2 separate regions of the Homo sapiens genome follow, and region 1 is linked to region 2. The links are chromatin contacts, found by Hi-C or POLR2A ChIA-PET in ENCODE. All regions are on one chromosome and are shown on one strand. Each heading gives the region's core, a stretch centred on a gene start or an enhancer-like site at or near the end of the contact. The rest is flanking DNA. Distances are from core to core; before and after follow the strand shown. Region 1 has its middle 5.7 kb from the start of PRLH. Region 2 has its middle 93 kb from the start of COL6A3.

The links. A loop is a pair of places that touch in the nucleus more often than their neighbours do. ChIA-PET counts read pairs that join two places held with the same protein, here RNA polymerase II (POLR2A). Pooled maps may share reads with other maps.
Region 1: a loop to region 2 is called in a pooled map, with 7 times the contacts of the local background. The contact joins two enhancer-like sites. A Hi-C loop is called at or near these places in 4 of 50 pooled maps. POLR2A ChIA-PET finds 5 or more read pairs at or near these places in 3 of 52 experiments (WTC11, activated CD8-positive, alpha-beta memory T cell and naive thymus-derived CD8-positive, alpha-beta T cell).

Annotation. Positions count from the first base shown.
Region 1 is chr2:237,570,857-237,573,720 of GRCh38, reverse strand. No RefSeq gene overlaps it. Among named protein-coding and RNA genes, the nearest start is that of PRLH, 5.7 kb to the right of the region's middle. RefSeq lists an enhancer at 314-849 and a silencer at 1,443-1,628. Within about 2 kb of position 1,605, at least 2 of the 41 ENCODE cell types and tissues checked have a DNase peak (open chromatin) inside an H3K27ac peak, as active enhancers do.
Region 2 is chr2:237,319,802-237,322,629 of GRCh38, reverse strand. No RefSeq gene overlaps it. Among named protein-coding and RNA genes, the nearest start is that of COL6A3, 93 kb to the left of the region's middle. Within about 2 kb of position 1,294, at least 13 of the 41 ENCODE cell types and tissues checked have a DNase peak (open chromatin) inside an H3K27ac peak, as active enhancers do.

The sequences.
Region 1 (2,864 bases), core at 356-2,855, 250 kb before region 2:
GTCAGAGTTCTTCTTCTTTTTTTTTTTTTTTTTTGGAGATGGAGTGTCGCTCTGTCATCCAGGCTGGAGTGCACTGGCACGATCCCAGCTCACTGCAATTTCTGCCTCCCAGGTTCGAGCGATTCTCTTGCCTCAGCCTCCTGAGTAGCTGGGACTACAGGCACGTGCCACCACACCCATCTAATTTTTGTATTTTTTAGTAGAGACGGGGTTTCATCATGTTGGCCAGGCTGGTCTCCAACTCCTGGCCTCGGGTGATCCACCCGCCTCCACCTCCCAAAGTGCAGGGATGACGGGCATGAGCCACTGCGTCTGGCCCTGGGGGTCAGATTTCAACATGAGGTTTGGAAGGGACAAATATCCAAACTGCAGCAACCCAGACCCTGTTTTGGGAGGTAAACCCCACATGATGTTTTCCTGTTGGGTCTCTATCTGGACACCTGATGTGGCAAGGTTATTTCAAAGGTGGCCACTTTTTGGAAGGTGATATTGGTTTTCATCCTTGTCCCTATGATAAGCAGGTGTAAGTTTTAAACAATAAGACATTGTTATCCACCTGGAAAAAGTGGCATCACTGTATTGGCTGCTGTAAGGATCAAGGAAGGAGAAAGCAAAATACCTCCCGTTTGACGCTGAGCTTCTCATCACACAGAAGGGGAAAGAGCTCTGTGCCTGAGGCTTCCCCGGCTCCTCCGGGCTTCCTTCTGCTCTCACTCACTTTGTGTAGAGATGCCAGGCCTTGACCTTCAGTGGGGCCCAGACCATGGGGAGCCCTGGCAGGGGATGGGGGAGGGGACACAGAGGCCAGCCATTGCCTAGGGCCTGTCTGGTGAGGCTGGCTGTGTCCTGGCCAGAAGCCACTGCCCCTGTCCAAGAGGCCTCTTCCTCCTGCAGGTTCTGGTGGCTGCTCCCTCTGCTCATCCATTGGGCCTAGGGTGGGCACAGCCCCTCCTTGCCAGCCTGGGTTTCTCAGTGTTCCAACCACAGCTTCATAATAGCTCCTCCCTCATGATCCCTGGCTTCGTTTTCCTAACTGGAGGAGCCACCTGGGTCCACTGGGCCCCTGGCAGATCCAGCTTTCAATCTTGGGGACAAGGAAACATCTTGGATCTTCCTTGGAGTCTGGCTTTCCTGGTGCTAGTGTGACCTGAAATGAACTCCTCACGTGATCTTTACTAGACAAATGCAGAGCAGATTTCACACACCTCTGTCATGATCTCCAAGAAAAGCTAAAGGATAAATAAAGAAAACAATAGCTTCCTAGAGGGCCTGTTCCCTTGATTTTCGCGAGGACTGTCCTCGTTTCTTAGACAATTTCACAGGTGAAATCTGACACTGTATTATTGCTATCCACACTGCAGTTTCCGGCTGCGAGTAAAGTTGGACCATTTTTCACGCGATGATTCCCTTGCCGATGAAGAACATGAAGTGTGAGTCCCTAGTGTGCTAGGCTGTGTCCTCGCGCCCTGTGCCCCCGCAGCGGGCCCTCAGCCGGGGTGGGGACCCAGCTTGCGGGCGGCAGGAGGCTGAGGTTGCCCGTGGCCACCAGATGGCGCTCCAGCATTGTGGAAGGCAAGCCCCACGGTCCTGGCGTCCGGAGTGCTTGCTCTGCTGAAGGGCGAACCAGGAGGCTCTCAGAGGAGCTGCAGAGGAGCGGCTTGATGACATAGAAGGGGAAGAATACAAGGGAAGTTTGTAGGATGCCTGTAGGTCTGACTGCCTGCTTCCCCCTCTGTTTTGACGACCTCCTGTGACTATGCCAGCATTTATTATTAAAATGTGTCCTTTGACTCCTTCAGGAATCATTTCATGGCCTCCCCAAGAGTGGACAGATCTGTGGTGGTCCTGGAACCCTGGGTCTCCCAGGACTGTGACTGCCCCTTTCCCCTCCTCCCTCACCACTAGGCAGGTGGGGCTCAACCCTGTGCTGGAGTCACCTGCGGAGCTTCGGAAAGCCCCACACCGGGGCAGGGTGCGGTGGCTCATGCCTGTAATCCTGGCACTTCGGGAGGCCGAAGCGGGAGGACCACTTGAGGCCAGGAGTTTGTGACCAGCCTGGGCAACAAAGGGAGACCCTGTTTCTACAAAAAGCAAAACAAAAAATTAGCTGGGTATGATGGTGCACACTTGTAGTCCTGGCTACCCTGGAGGCTGAGGTGGGAGGATTGCTTAGGCCTCGGGGGTCGAGGCTGCAGTGAGCCATGATCAAGCCACTGCATTCCAGCCTGGGCACCAGAATGAGACCCCATCTCAAAAAAAAAAAAAAAAAAAATGGAGCGCCTCAGCTGCATATCACCCAGAGGTTCTGATTCCATCAGACTGCCCAGGGATTTCTAAATCCTTCCAGGTGAGCATAGGTGAGGCTGAGAACCTCAGTGAGGGCAGGGCCTCTGTCTGTCCTGATTTCTGTGGGATTCCCAGGGTCCTCTACACTGTCTGGCACACACCAGGCACTCAACACATGTGTATCCAACAAAGGGAGGAAAGCATGTTTTTTTTCCCCAGAGACCTAAAGAACAGGCAGGCTTTCCTGAAAACAGCCCCCGCCGCCCCTGACACCTGCGTGTGGAAGACTCACCTGTGTCAGTGCTCCACCACCTTATCTTCCTGTCCCGAAACGGGGCTGGGGTGGGGCAGCAGGCAGGAAGGCCCTATTTCTGCAAGCACACAGGGAGAGGCCCCAGCAGGGCTGCAGACATTTGTGTCGCAGATGATTCAGGATAAATGGGTCCAGGACCCCACTGGCCCCAGATCCTGGGAGAAGCTGGTCCATGTACCCACTGTCCAGGCTGCTGCTGGGGAAGCAGCTCCAGCCCTGCTTAGCCTGAGTTCGGACCTGGGTCTTCTCGTGAGCTGTTGTTTGC
Region 2 (2,828 bases), core at 45-2,544:
AAAGACCTGCAGATACTCCCATGTGGAACTTGGGGGAGTAGTCAGGCCCAAGGTACAGGAGTAGGACACCAATATTTGTAACATACCTAGATGGTCTGCTCAAGGTGTGTTACAATAGACTGGGGCAGGGCCCATCACTAGGAGACTCACTTCCAAGGGCTCCAGAACCCTCTCTCCCTTTCCACCTCCTGTTGCCAGCATGCCCATCCCTGCCATTCTTGGTTCACTCTATCTATGCATTGCTTCTCTGTGTGTGTCCCTTGGCTGCTCAAGGTTGCTGGGACAATCACACCCACCATCTCACCTGACTCAGGAGAAGCAGGAAGTGATGTAAGTCCAGGTGAGTGGCTGGTTAAGCTGTGTGTGCTGCTAACTTAGGGTAAGGCAAGGTGCTCAGGTGGTGGATGGGCAGTTTCTCCCATTTATTCCCACAGAGCAAATAAAACAAAATCCTTTGTTACATTGTCTGTCCTAACTTAGGGTTCAGCAAAACATGATCTGAGCTGCAGGATTCCTGACCCCTTGACAGCTCGTGGATTTCTCTTCCCAAGACATTCTTCTGCCAGACTATGCCAAGGACTCTGTGTCCTTTCTTGAACCCTGACATGTCCCTGACCCTCATATCCACTCAGCTCTCTCTGGGGAAGCCTCCAGCCTGGCCCGTGGAAGGTGGCCTGCCAATAAAGAAAACCTGTTTTGGATTTTGTGACTAAGAAATAAACTTCTATTGAAGTAAGAGACTGAGGTCTTGGGCTGTTCTAGCAGCTGGTGTGACCGTAACGAACACAGCGCACCTTTATCCAGAAGCCTTTGTGGGTCAGGTGCTGTACTAGGTGTTTCACACACATCTTAGGTGGTGCCGTTCAGTAGCGGTCATTGTTCCAGTTTTAAAGATGATGAAACAGAGGGTCAGAGTGGTCCTTTTCACCCAGCTATGTTCTAATGGAGGATCTGGGCAAGTTATGGTGACCCAGAAGCCCTCTCAGAGTTCCAAGGTTGGCTCCTGTGGGACGCTCACTGCCATTCTCTAGATGTTTCTGGCTCTTTCTCTGGAAGTCAGATCTAAGCCATGTGTCTTTTCCCAGAACAAAGCATGCCCTCCACATGACCCTCCCCAAGACCTTCCGTCACTCTTTCTCAGACAGCAAGTCTCTATCCTTCTCCTTCCTTTCATTGTAGTCTTTTCCATCTCTTCTCATTATCCTGAGCTGCTCTGGCTTAGGAAAGAACTTGGAGAAGCTGGGGGCTCTGGCACGCATTGAGGGCTTGCGCAGAAGGTGGCCTGGGCTGAGTATGGCCTGCCTGGGCTCCAAGGCCGAGTCACGAGGACGTCTATTTGTGCTCAACTGTGAGCACATCTCAATCCTTTCAACAGCAGCTTTGCTGGATTTTTAAATACAAGTGCTTTATACTTTCATTCCCTCAACGATTTTCTGCATAATTAAAAAGAAATCACAGCACTTATGAATGGGTGCCAGGCTTTTTGTAGAAAGCCAATGTTTTGAACCCTCAAGAACCATTTTAAATTTCTTTCCCCATGGTGGTTCATTTTTAGGAGATGGTTCGTATTTTCCTGCCAAATTTCCATTGTTGTCAGATTTCCAGCTGGACCTAGCTGCTCTTCATGAGCCAGGCTCTCAGGGTTCCACCTATCTGGGTGTGGCTTCCGGAGAAGTTGGGGACTGCTGACACTGCCAGGCCAGGGGGCCCAGTCCAGAGGCTGCCCTCTGCCATACCCCTCCTCGGTTTAGTTTGGGTCTGAGCTTTGCCGCTGCCTGTGCCTCCCCTTCCCTGGGAGATGAATACTGATGGTGAGCTGCTGTAAGAGCCATGGGATTCCTGGGGTCTTCCTGCTTTCTTGGAATCATGCTCTCCAGCTTTGGGCCACCCCTCAGCATTCCTGAGATCCCATGCAGAGCCAGTTCAGAAATCCTTTTCCGTGGTATTCCCTAGTCTTCCACCCAACTTTATGGTGGGTATAAATCTGCTAAAGACCAAAACACCAAAGAAGTAGTATTTTGGAATCTAGTAGTCAAAGCTTGAAGGCATTTGGTCATGAGTGATGGGAAAAGGCCAGTGATTCAAGGGCCTCTGTGCATGATGGTGACACCACCCAAGTATCGCTCAACCTGGAAAACTGATATTGTTTTCCTGCCTATGTCAGATGTCTCTGTGAAAACCATGCTGCTGTTGCAAAAAGTCATCTAAGAGAAGGCATTTGGGCATCTGCAAAGGGAGCTAGCTATGCATGTTTGATTTCAAGAGACTAGTAAATTCCCAGCATTTACATGAATTTTATAAGAGATGTTAGAAACAGAAATAGCACAATAAAAAGAAATTGTCAGAACTTGTATATCTGGGAAAGAATATTTGTTTTGAAAGACCCCATTTAAAACAGTTACATTTGATAGGAGTTGTAGTTGAAGAAGCTGACTGGTCATTCATAAACCAGTCTTATGTTGAGTTCCCCGAAAGCAGATCCTGACCAAGTTTTGGCTGCAGTCATTTGTTTCGGAAGGTGTGTGGGAAGCACAAATGAGGCCACTGAGAAGCAAGACAAAGAAGTTGGCAAGTCAAGGGATGGTGCATTAACTAAAAGCATGTTACCCTTGAGAGCAACTGGGGCTCAGTCTCCCTGGAAACCCACTGAGAAAGTGGGGAGAATGCTACGAGGAACAGAAAGCTGGACGTTTATGGACTGACCCTCATCTCTCTTTGGTTGGAGGTTGTAGTAGTCACCATTATCTAGAGGGACAGGACTAATAGGATAGACATATATATGAAAGGGAGTTTATTAAGGAGTATTGACTTACACGATCACAAGATGA